Linked DNA regions of Homo sapiens: region 1 is linked to region 2. Evidence: chromatin contacts called from ENCODE Hi-C or POLR2A ChIA-PET data. All regions are on one chromosome and are shown on one strand. Each heading gives the region's core, a stretch centred on a gene start or an enhancer-like site at or near the end of the contact. The rest is flanking DNA. Distances are from core to core; before and after follow the strand shown. Region 1 overlaps LRRC8C (leucine rich repeat containing 8 VRAC subunit C). Region 2 holds the start of GBP4 (guanylate binding protein 4).

Region 1 (6,153 bases), core at 2,073-4,572, 520 kb after region 2:
GCTACAAGCACGGGAAATCCATCTGCTCTCTGGCTTAAAATATGTATCTCATCTAAAATTGTTCGTTAAAGTGTGAATAAATTGCTAAGTGGTTGTTGCTTAGCAATAATTTTTGCCTGACCATCAGCAGAGCTTTTATTTACCTTTGTAATTAAAATCCAACATAGCATGGGCTCTTGGGCAAAATATTTCACTGACTATTAAGCATGTAGAACAGGAAAATGAAATACACTATTTGTGCCCTTGACCTAGAACCAGAACCACTAATTATGAGAACTTTGTTTTATGTACCAAATTCACATTGACCATTTTCTGAGCTCTAGACTGATCGTAGTAAGTTTTGTGACTTAACAATGAAAGAAAGTAGAAAGATGCTTTGGGTTTTCAAAATGTTGTTTTTTAAAATTGTTCTTTGGGTGAATTTACTCAGTGCTGCTTTGAGTTGTATACAGAAACAAATGTTGGGAATTGCTCCTCAGAAATGTGTTCCTAAGTTGTGTTTTCAACTTTACATCATGAGGTGAAGCATTAGGGAAAGAGATTCTTTCGATTTGTTTAATAATCTAATTATACAGACCAAAGTGCTTTACGTTTCTGCTCTATGTTAATGTTTTAGAATGGTGATTTTGCTGATTAATTTAGACCTGGAATTGAAATAATGTGCTCAGAATAATAACATGGTTATAGTTCTTGTATGATAAAGTATTCAATTTCAGAATAGTGTTGGAATCCTGAGTTTGAATAATGTGTTGTATTTAGAAACATAGCCCTATCTGTTTTAAACAAATAATTTGTTGGCCGATTGTCCATGGTTGAGCATGACAAAAATACCTCGTCGAAAGGCAAGCTTAGGTAACTGCTGGCAAAACACTGGGTGCACTATTTTTCTGGATAAAATTTATAGTTATTTTCTATATTACCCTTCAAAAGGGATCTCTTCAGGTTAAAAATCACGCTTATGCTGAAGTCTTTATCTGGTGTTAACTAAAAATCTCATATGGGTTCATAACCGAGGTCACTAATAATTCATTTTTATCACTTGTAAAAATTTGCTCAAAATTCCAAAAAAATATTGATTTGTTTTTTAGTGATTTTGCAGGCTGACCCCCAACCTAAGTTTTGATAACATCTGGTAAGTCAGTATAGTTCTGTGACTTCATGTTTTAACTAAGAAGGAAAATTCATAGATATTCCTATTAGATTTTATAAACCTTCAAAAGTCTGAAACTTAATTTTGAGTCTAAATTTTCTGACACTGGCCCCTTTTAATATTGTAAGTTTTTGTTCACTTTCTTAAGTAAAAAAAACATTTAATTACTAGTTAGCCCTTAACTGGGAAACTCAGGTAATGAACTGCTGACTTTTCTAAAGTTCTTTAACTGATCAATTCTGTATAGAGGGATATTTATCTAACCACTTTCCGTATTTTACAAGTGCTCTTTCTAAAAAGGAATAACTATTATAGCTCTATTTCCCCAATCTCTATAGGACTCATGAGAGATTGCTTGTGTAAATATAAAAGCACCATATGTGTTCTTAACTCCTATGGCTGCTTGAAGCTCATGATGAAAAAGTCTTTTTGTCAGTTTTAATTGTTAAGTACAGAACAAACAATTGTTTGGTGATGGCCTGGTTGAAAGAGAGCATATAAATATATCCCAGTGGAACTCACCAAAGAAGACCACACCTCAGAAATTATTGCATTTTCTCATTATGTGTTGGGTTTGATTTGCTTTTGTTTTTAATGCAGCTCTTTTAATATAAAGATTCTTGATACAGTGAAATCTCTTATTTCAAGTGTAAGTTATTCTTCACCCACCCCTTCCCCTGCCATTGTATTTCCCATCTGTTTCAAGGAGTTTCAACAATTTACATTGCATCGTATGCAGTAGGTACTGCTTTTTCAGAAAGACCTGGAAAACATACCTGCTATGAATATTTTGTTCAGATGTAGCCATTTACCTGGCTCTCAAGTTGTCTTTGTGGAGAGGGTCTTAGACAAAAATCTTCCTTGTATTTACTTGGGTTAAGTGAAGTCCAAATTCTTACAGTATGCTATTTCAGGATTTCTGATATTAAAAAAGAAAAAACAAAATCTTTATATCTCTTATTAACACTTCCCCCAAGAAGGGTTGTGCTGTTATTTATTTTCTATTATAAGAAAAGTTCATTCTTTAAGTAGTTTCTTTTACCTCTAATCTAATTTCATACCAAATACCTGATCAATAGAAATGATATATTTAAGCAGCAAAGATTCCTAATCCATCATTATGAAAAGTGTCAGCATACTTAGTAGTGAACAGATAAAGTCAATTTGAATATAATTCCACTTTGTTTTTAGAGACTAAATTAAGATTCAATTAACATTATCCTATGAATTCTGAATGTGATAATGTGATTCAAACAGTCAAATTTTATTAAGCTCTTAGTAACTCAGGATAGCATTCCATACTAACCTCAAGTTAGCAAAACAAATTAGTTAAACAGCTTGGTTCTTAGCAGACTGCTTAAAAGATCAAGAAAATTTTCTCATCTTTTCTTTCTACTTAGAAACATTGCAAGAAACCTTGGACAGTCTTCACCAGACCTGCCATGATTTTATAAGATTTAGGCCTCAGTGACATGCTCCTGAAAGTTTCCTGCCAGCCATCCAAACTAAGCATCCACTCATTCCATCTTCCCAAAGTCACTCACCGATAAAGGTAGCATCCTTAAGTTCATTTTTGAAAGGTGGAGGAGGATCTCCCCCTGCCCAAAGGAATTTTTTTATCAGAATACCTTGAAAGGGGGGTATATAAATTTGGAAAACTTAATTTCTTGGCTGTGTTTGATAACAGTTCCTATGCATGGTTTTTAATGTGAGGTAAATTTGTTTCTTTCTTCAGAATACCTCTCTCCACCCCCCACCTTATTCTTCCTCTTTAATGAATATTTTTATTGGAGCTCAAACTCCATGACTTACGTGCTCACTAAGTTTTCTTTTTTCCCCTTGTTTACTCTGTCTGTATGTATGTCAAAAGCTGGCAAAACCTCTAAAACTGTCAAGAAAATGCTTGAAAGTTGATTTGTCATAGTGCAAATTCATGATAAAATGTCTTAATGTTATTTGGATATGTAGTACATAGAAACAGAAAAATAAAGTCATTTTTATAACTTAAAATAGATATTTGTCCCTCTCTTACTCATTTTTAGAAATCATGTTTATCGTTTGCATTTCTTAAACTATTACTAAAGCTCCCTTTTCTCTGCAGGAAATAAGCTGCATGCATTCTTTCACTTTGTGTTGAGCTAGTTTCTGTAATTGTGACTAATTATTTCCTTCCTTAATTCACTCTACTGTATCTACCTAAGGTGCCCCTGGAGTTTCATTTGGGTAATTAGTGCCTTCATATGTAATCTGGAGTGCAATTTCTGTACGTTTGCCAGATGAGATTGTACAATGGCTGTCCAGCTCAGCTTTCAGTAAATAGTCTTATAGTAATGACTGTGGTTACTTAAAGGAATCAGCATGATCCTGCACAGCTAGGAGGCCTCCTCTAATTAACCACATTCACTCCAGGCTTAGGGAAGCCCTCTACAAGGAAACTTTATGACCACTTACGCATAAGAAATGATGGGTAATTTTCAAAGTTAAATAGTCCCTTTACACATTTTTATTAATAATAGTGTTTATTTTACTGATCATCAGCCCTCTGGAGAAGGATTGTTGAGATAAGGAAGGGTGGTGAGTGTGATGGGAGAGGCTGTGTAAGTGTGAGTAGCACAAATTAGAAGAGATCATGTGAGAGCTCTGGAGAAATTCTGGAAAGGAGCTAGGGAATGCAATAGATTAGAGACATCTGGCGATTTCAGTGCAATCTGCACGTACAGAAAAAACTGCCCACTGCCATTCTCCACTGTCCCATCTTCTAGTCCTTTCACTTACACAGAGTATTGAGATAAACTCTGAAAAATTTTAAATTGGTTATTATTGGCTAGCAACATAAGCTTTTCGTTTGGGTGAAGAAGTAAATGCATAAAAAGGAAGTTATTAAAGTTCATTTGAGACTCAGTGGAGTATTTACACGGTCAGAGCACAAGGCCCACATATTTCTGAATGTAAGTTTGAATGTCATCCTAAATTTGCAAGTAGGAAAAAAGTGAAAGCTGTTCATTAGCTACATAATTTTGTGTGAGCATAGATGTTTGAATGCAGACTATACTGTAGGTTTCACATTTAAACATATTTGAACATATTTAGGGACAAATTATTAAAATAGTTATATGATCAGGCATATCATAAGTGATAGAATATTCCCAGAGTTTGAATATTTTGCATAAAAGATACAGGGTAGGCAATGATATCAAACATCTAAACCAAATTGGCCATTCCAATTATTTTAATCCAGGGATTTTTCTGTTATAAAGTTTGAGAAGTAGAAAATGGGCTTTCTCCTTATTTTTTAATCCTTTACAGAATTAATTTTATTTCAACTCGAGTTACATCTGGACTTTTGCCATTAAAAAAATACTGCTTGGTTCAATCCTTATTAGCCTCAGGTAAAAGACATCTCAGGAAAAGTGACACAAAAGAGGCAACCTCTAAGTTTTACATTTTTTATCTCCTCCACAGTTCTTCTAATTAAAAAAAAAAAAATCAACTCCCCAGAAGTGATGCTGATATGGCAAAAAAAATATATAGCATTTCTTCACTTTGAATTGGGAAGGTTCTTGGGATTTCATTGTAATTTAACATAGACTATGTGTGACAGTTTTGTTAAAATCATACTCTAATATTCAGACAGCTTAAAAATCTTTCTTAGGATGATTTAGTCCAAGAATAATGAAAACCAATGCAAAAATGTAAAGATGTACTCCCTATGCATTTGAGCAATAAATGTCCACAAGCTTATGAAATGAGTTCTATTCATGTCTATTGAGCTGTATGGATAAATTATATCTTAGTAATTTAAATTTCTTTGTGAAAACTAGGTTGTCAAAGTTGCCACTCTTAACAAAATTCTAAAAGGCCATGTACAACAATGATATCAAAATGAAAACCAAGTTTTATTCAATGGGTGCAGGGCGTTTCTGTGAGCCTTACCAACAGGAAGTCAATTTGTTCAAAATTAGAAGACTATTTTTTCTGAACTCTCCCCCAGGTTCTAGCCTCTGGTGGTGTGACTCATAGACTTCCCTGGTAATCACACTTTGAGCCTTAACAATATCAGCATGCTAACAGATTTAGTAGTTTTATGCATTTAGAAACAAAGACAGGATGTTGACAGCCTTAAGTGATGAAGTATTTAAAATAAATTCATACTTGTAAAACTAAAAACTAGAGATTCCAATCTAAACATTTAGCTACGTAAATATTTTCTTAAGTCCACGTAACCTCTCAAAGAAACTGATTTCATGTCAAATGGGAAATACAAAGAATGTCAGATTAAACACCTGGTTTATATTAAATAAGGCTGTCATTTGTTGGGGGGCAAGGGGAGAATGGAGCTTAGAAAGCAGACTCCTGATAAGGGGTGCTTAACACACTTTCTAAAATTCAGAATGATTTGTTGCCCTTCAAATTCTACCAGCTTTAAAATAATCAAATCTGGGCCGGGCGCGGTGGCTCACGCCTGTAATCCCAGCACTTTGGGAGGCCGAGGCGGGCGGATCACGAGGTCAGGAGATCGAGACCATCCCGGCTAAAATGGTGAAACCCCGTCTCTACTAAAAAACACAAAAAATTAGCCAGGCGTAGTGGCGGGCGCCTGTAGTCCCAGCTACTTGGGAGGCTGAGGCGGAGAATGGGGTGAACCCGGGAGGCGGAGCTTGCAGTGAGCCGAGATCCCGCCACTGCACTCCAGCCTGGGCGACAGAGCGAGACTCCGTCTCAAAAAAAAAAAAATAATAATAATAATAATAATAATAATAATAATCAAATCTGAAGTACTGCAAACCAGCTAGGTAATTATTTTCAGGTAACGTTCCCTAACTCAGAAACTGCTAGTGACTATTAAGTGCTTCAGTTATAAATCTGATCAAGAACTTGCATCAAAAATGCCAGGAAGTTAACTTCAAAATCTTATGGGAAAAACTGATAATGACATTCTCCATCCCCCTCCCCATCTCCCCACCTGCCAAACTATATCCTGCGTGGATATTCTTAATAGCACA
Region 2 (6,958 bases), core at 1,665-4,164:
TTTATCTAGAAATTTTATGTACTCTCTGATTCAGAAATCCCACTTCTGAGAATATTACACAAAGGAAGATTTTGTACATGTGCACCAGGATATAAATAATAAGAGTATTAATGACAGCCTTATTCATTAAAGATAAAAACTGGAAAAATACCAATTTTCAACAATAAATAAATGTACTGTCCTTAGGTAGTGGCATACTGTCTGAGGGTATAAATAATGGGTACACATAGTAACTAGAGAAAACTTATAAACTTCTTATTGAGCAAAAGAAGCAAGACATCCAAAAATACACACAATATAATTTCCTTTATGTAAAGTTTAAAAGCAGACCAACCTAAACTATGTTTTAGAATGCATATATATTATGTAGAACCATTTTTAAAAACCAAGAGTCAAAGAAGTGTGCCCTGAAAACAAAAACACTGGTGAGTTCTAGTGAAGGTATGACAGGGTATGATTTTTGGATGTTTAGGTTTGGTAATGTTTTATTTCTTGATCTGGATAGTGATTTCTCATGTATTCACTTTATTAACTTCACTGTAAAGGTATGTTGTACATACTCTTCTTTATGTGTCATAGTTCACATATTAGAAAGACTAACTAGAAGGGAATATAATTTATCAGAGTTTTGCCATGAAATGAAGCAAAAAATTAGAAATGGTAGCCCAATTTAAATAGAGGATACACAAGAATTATAATGCCTGTCCTTCTTCATATTTATTTTTTAAAACAGGATCTATTAAACTATATTTGTGTGCTATTTGAAGTGACCAGGTATCCTACACAAAAGTGATGAATGAGAAAGAAAGGGAATAATTGCTGGGGCTGAGCCCCTGAAGAGGTGAGCATAGATGGGATGAAGAAGACCCATGGAACGGATCTTTCGATAGGGTTGAGATGATTCTTTACTATTGGACTAAAGAGTGATATATATTTGAGATTGTAAATTTAGTGGTGAGAATTAGAAGTTTTCTTCATTGGGAGAAGTCATGCCCTTCTTTAGGATGACCCTAGAGGGGGTGTGATCAGCTGTGTTATCACTGGTTCCAAGTAAATGGCTCCTGTCCTAGGACCACACTCACCATTGCGCTTTCCTGCAAGACGATTCATGAGATAGGATTTTCCTGTGCGGTATAGCCCTACAATGGCCACCACCACCACGGGCTGAGAAATCTTGTCAAGAATCTCTAATGCCTTTGAATTCACTGTCAGCTGCTCTTCCTGGTTTTCCACTAGACAAATGGGGGCCATCATGATGGATTCAGATTCTGGATAACCTGTAACCCAGAAAAAAATACTCAGTAGAATACAAGATCTTGAAGTCATCCCTAAGGGCTACCTAAGGCACATACATATTAGCTTTTTGCTTGTGGAATGGTATATAAAATTTCTACATTTTAATGGTATATAAATATATTTCTACGTTTAATGGTATATAAAATTTCTATGTATATAAAATTTGTACATTTCAAATGGAAAAATATTTAGTTTAGCATGTCAAAGACTAGTACAGATCTGTTATGTACATTATTTATGATTCTTACAAGAACGCTAAAAATGCCTTGTCAAGGTGATGCATAAAATAAACAGAATTAGAAAATCAAGGCACTGATGGCAGAATAATTCCACTCCTGGAATAAATAGGGGCAGGATGTTACAAAAAGGAGATGAGGAGTGGTTAGAAAAGGCTCCAGGCATTCCAGAAGAATTTGCTCTCTCATTAATTTAATAAAGAGTATTGCGTACCTACCATGTGCTAATTAACACCGTTCTAGATTCTCAGCAACAAGCAAGGAACATAATTGATACAAACTTCTGCCTCTTGGAGCTCTATTTGTTGTAACCCAGCGAGTTACAGAGAAACGCCACACTCTGAGACGAATTCAGGAGTCCTTTATTAGCCGGCGACCGAGAGACGGCTAGTGCTCAAAATTCTCTCGGCCCGAAGAAGGGGCTAGATTTTCTTCTATACTTTGGTTTAGAAAGGAGAGGTTGGGGGGAGGGGTCTAGTTAAAACAATCCTACAGAAGTAAAGTAGGCAAAAAGTTAAAAGGATAAATGGTTACAGGAAAGTAAACAGTACTAGGTGCAGGGGCTTTAATTCTATCACAAGGTGATAGAAGCGGGGCTTTGGGCTTTATCAACCAGACACAAACGCGGGGGGCTCTGGGTGCTGTTAACCGGGCGAATTCCTGGGAACTGCGGGTATGGCTTGCCACAGTACCTTATCAGTTAATTGCATTCTTGGATGTGCTGGGAGTCAGCTTGCACAAGTTAAGTCCCTGAGGAAGCGGGTGGGTAAGGGGCTGCAAGTGAAGGAGCCGAGATGCAGACTGTCTGGCTCTTTCAGCTAAGGGAGAGTCAACTCAGGTTAAAACAAGGTAGGGTATCACATATTCTAGTGGGGGACAGAAAATTAATAAAACAAACAAGCAAAAAATGTGTATATGTATACTAGATGATGGTATTTCGCAGGAGAAAATGCCACAGCTCTGGGAGGAAGCCCGAGGAGGAGCAGCGCATCCTGGAGACACCGGTGCGCCTCTGGTCGCCGCCTGTGGACCGTCTAGAGACGCTGGGCCACACGGAGCAAAGCACTCAGGGGTTCAAGCAGCATCAGACTTCCCCGCGAGGTTCCTCCACTGCCTTTGTCACCCGCCAGTGTGAAGTCTCCAACCCTCCCCGTGTGCAGTCTGCGCTTGGGAATTTGTTGTTGTTTGTTATAACCCAAATATACTTGAAAGGTAAAGCTTAAGAGCAAACTTACCTGGTGTGGGCACTGCAGCGTGAAGAGTTCTCTCACCCATTGCTCTGTCCTCCTGCGCCTGGATCCTCGAGAAACGGACTGTTCTTAGAAGCTGAAAGTCCAGCCGGATTTACAGACATCCAAGTAAGAGTCTGTGAGAACCGAAATTGAAAGGACATGCACTTTGTGGGGAGTTGACTGTTGGGGATTTTCCTGTTTATCAAGACAGGAAACTAAAGGAGCTTGAAAGTGCTGGTTCCTCCACACCAGACTCCTGAAACTCAGGTTTGTTTGTCCCTCTTCCACCCTTAGCTTAGGTATCTTTCGCCTCCAAAATGAATATAGAGCAGCAGACATGAATGTTGTTTCATCTACCTGTCTCTCAGGGGTAATTTTGTCAGGGAAGAAATTTGAGTTTTTGTTTGCTTTTATTTTTTTTTACATGCTTATATGTTTCTGTTTCTCATCTCTTTTCTTTATTTTTTCATTAACCATAAAATATGTGTGTGTTTGTGTGTGTGTCTATGGATATCTATGTATCCTCTAACGTTGTTGCCCAGAGGTGCGGTGGTGGCAAGTAAATACTTCTCTTTCAAAACACAAACATCTCATTGAAACTGGATCTTTTGGAGGACAGGAGGATGATTGGACCATAAAAAGCATAATTTATAATTAGGAGTCTTACCCAGGCTACCAGAAAAATGGACTCAGTTCCTAAAATGACTAGCCAGTTTGTTAACAGAGTTTGGGAAATCTATCTGAAATAAATGGGTAATGATTCCCCATTTGTGCCTATCCCTTAGATCTTCCTATTTGTTTAGTAATGTCTGATTAAACATTTGCAAATTAATAAGTACAAAATTTTAGGCACTTAATCAGGTAAAATTACTGGTGCCGATTTTGATTCAAAACTTAACATTTATTTCCTATAAGCAATATTGAAAGTGAAAATAAAGCTAAGTCAAGTTTTAAATAGGACCAGTAATAAGAAATCAGGTGCTTTTTTCTCTTACCATTTTTTAATGTCAGGAAGTCCCTCTCTCTTAAAAAAAAAAAAAAAGAAGAAGAAGAAAAAGTACAGGGATGACTGAATCCAGGTAAATGTGTTTGAAACACCTGAATTTCACCAGTGGCACCCCTTTCCAGATAATCCAATGTTACTGACTTCAGATAATCATGGAAATGTTAATCAAGAAGAAATTTAGGCTGGGTGTGGTGGCTCACTCCTGCAATCCAACCATTTTGGGAGGCCAAGGTGGGCAGATCACTTGAGTCCAGGAATTGGAAACCAGCCTGGGCAATATGGGGAAACCCCATCTCTACAAATAATAATAATAATAAATTAGCTGGGCATAATGGCATGTGCCTGTTATAATAGTCCTAGTTACCTGGGAGTCTGAGGTGGGAGGATGACCTGAGCCCAGGAGGTCAAGGCTGCAATGAGCCATGGTGGTCCCACTGCACTCCAACCTGGGCAACAGAGTGAGATACTGTCTCAAAAAAAATTGTTAATTCACAGTTGTATGTATAATGATTGCACATAGCAATATGTCTATGCACATAGAAAATATACATAGCAATATGTCTGTGTTACACAGATAAAAGTCTATAAGTGTTCCCCCAACCACTACCTCCTTAAAATTAGTACTTCTAGCTCAGGTGATTTTTTTAAAATGTCTTTCTGAATTATATGAATTTTTAAAGACTTTTTTTATAATCACAGATATGCACACACATACTCATAAAAAGGAAATAACTTTTATTTTGATAAAAAGACTCTGAACATTTTTTGAATATTTTTCCATATCAGATTTTGAGCTTCTTATTTATACATTTTTTGAATATTTAAAGTGCAATGTCTATATGTTTTTGTATTTTGTGGTTAACTTGTAATTCATTTACAAGATGTATCAAATAAAACAGTTTTTTGAAATGAGGGTGTTTTACTGGCTCACTGATTTTGGAAGGAAACTGGAGGAAATGAGTTGCAGATGTTTTTAATCTCACTGAGCAAGGCAAGGAGACAGAAAGTTATGACGTTAGTAGATCATACAGGGCAAGTGATAATGTTATCTGTGTGTACTTACTTTAATATAGTTCAGAATAGTCACTGTCGTGTGTGTGTCTGTGTTTTTACAAATTGACATTCTGGAGGTAGTGATAAGCATATGAATGGCCCAATCTGGAATGATCTCCTGAAGAAGAGGTACCCTGTTCTGTGTCAACACCAAATTCTTATCAACTGGCATAAAGGATGTAGAAGTAATAATAACACCATTGTTGTTTAACAGAGGTGATTGGCTCAAAAAATAAGCATGAAGAAGTGTCTTTGTCTGTTTGGGCGTCTATAAAAAATAAGTAAATTGGGTAAGTTATACACAACAGAAATTTACTTCTCACATTCTTGAAGGCTGAGAAACACACGATCGAGGCATGGGTAGATTGGGGGTCTGATAAGGGTATGCTTCCTGGTTCATGGTTGGTGGCCCCTTGATGTGTACTCACATGGTGAAGGGCAAGGCAGGTCTCTGGAGTCTCATTTATAAGGGCACTAGTCTCACCAGTTTCATTCTCATGACCTAAGTTCATTCTCACTTCCTAAATGACCCACTGTCTAATACTATCACACTGGTGATTAGGTGTCAACATTGGTGATTAGGTGTCAATATACTTTGGGGTGATGGGGAGGTGCAAACATTCAGACCACAGTAAGAATGAATAAAATCAGACAAGCCTCCAGGCCTATGCCATCTGTGCAGTGTTCCAGTTGAAGAGCCCTGCTTTTCACACTCCATAGAGGATTTTGCCACTTGGTCTAACTTCAAGGCCAGTCACAGAGCCTCACCATATTCAACTTGGAATGAACTCTGGCTTCAAAGGAGCAGCGTCCATAGGCTAAGAACACATTACATGACTATTTGCAGCTACTTGCTATTGAATTTTTGACACAATTTAATCCAGGATTTTTTTAGTGTCATGTAACTGAAACAAAAATGGTATCAAGTATTGGGGGATGGGGATTTATGACTTCTCTGAGTTCTAACCACAAGGGGCATTTCACACTTTTAAAAATGATTCTATAACGCTTCACATTACTATTTAATTACTGATCAAAGCCAATCTACTCAGTAGTACCCAGGAACAACACATTTTCTTTGAAATTAAACAAAAGAGAGTATATTAGAAAGATGAACTAAAGCATTCAAATGAAAATGTGGGGCTCGTCGTTAAAAAAATCATCAAGAAATTCAATATAATAATTTCAAATCAAGCATTGACTTTTCTGAGGCTATGGTACTACATGACTGCATAATTTGCTTATCCATGAAGACAGAGCTATACATAAGATTTTTTTTTCTGAAAAACACTCTTTTCTCTCTTTTCCCTCTTTCCTTTTCTCTTTTCCTCTTTTTCCTTCTTTCATTTGCAATAATGCCAAAGATCTGTTGTTAGTTTTGATTTAGACTCAGAGTAATGTAAAATTAGGAGAAATCACACATTGCCCTTAATACTGTGAAGATCGAATACCTAAAATTATCTTATTTACACTATTTTACATAGGTTAAGTTCATGCTTTCAGAGAAGTCAGTGAAGAGTTAATCTCCAAAGCCCTTGGAGTTGGAACAAAACCTTTATGATGATCCTGATGTAGCTGAAGCTTTTATGGAGATTATTTAAATACATAACTTCACTGAAACCCTGTTTTCCGAGGCTTATGTTTCCAAATCGATCACTCTCGTGTGCTTTAACTGATAGCTCCCGGTGATTCCACTAGTTACGGTCCAGATGTTATTTCCTCCAAGAGACTTTATTTGGTTTATACAACTGAACTAGATCCCTACTTCTCTGCATCTATGGCACCCTGTTCTGATCACACTGTATGTGTGGTCTCCCTAATGAGGCTTTAGGCTTTTATCTTGTTTACTGCCCTTTTATAGTATTTAGCACAGAGCCCTGGAATTCAGCTGCTCAATAAATATTTATTAATTCTATTGTTCACCCCAGTGTTAAAATAAGATCTTATCTTAATATTCCAAAGTATTTGAGCTTACCAAGGAGAAAAGTTCAGGGAAACAGAACTTAATCTCATTCTTCATGATTCATATTCACATTTTGCAGAAATATTACAGATAAGCTGAATCAAGGTAGCCAATTAAATGTTGAGAATCAAGAGTAAAGAAGATTTCTTCATGACTCTGCCTTAACCTTCCT

Evidence for each region. A loop is a pair of places that touch in the nucleus more often than their neighbours do. ChIA-PET counts read pairs that join two places held with the same protein, here RNA polymerase II (POLR2A). Pooled maps may share reads with other maps.
Region 1: a map with no recorded cell type shows a loop between it and region 2 (9-fold over the local background). The contact joins the enhancer-like site here to the promoter of GBP4 in region 2. A Hi-C loop is called at or near these places in 2 of 37 single-sample maps with no recorded cell type and 8 of 50 pooled maps. POLR2A ChIA-PET finds 5 or more read pairs at or near these places in 1 of 52 experiments (activated T-cell).

What each region holds. Positions count from the first base shown.
Region 1 is chr1:89,716,374-89,722,526 of GRCh38, forward strand. It overlaps LRRC8C (leucine rich repeat containing 8 VRAC subunit C), which reads left to right. Exons shown (of 3, transcript NM_032270.5): 3 at 1-3,160. Among named protein-coding and RNA genes, the nearest start is that of LRRC8C, 86 kb to the left of the region's middle. Within about 2 kb of position 3,323, at least 8 of the 41 ENCODE cell types and tissues checked have a DNase peak (open chromatin) inside an H3K27ac peak, as active enhancers do.
Region 2 is chr1:89,196,028-89,202,985 of GRCh38, forward strand. GBP4 (guanylate binding protein 4) reads right to left here and starts at 2,915. Exons shown (of 11, transcript NM_052941.5): 1 at 2,768-2,915; 2 at 1,083-1,277. The coding sequence starts at 2,807. It overlaps LOC107985076 (a long non-coding RNA gene), which reads left to right and starts at 2,320. Exons shown (of 3, transcript XR_002958332.2): 1 at 2,320-2,381; 2 at 2,476-3,031. RefSeq lists a silencer at 2,719-3,013.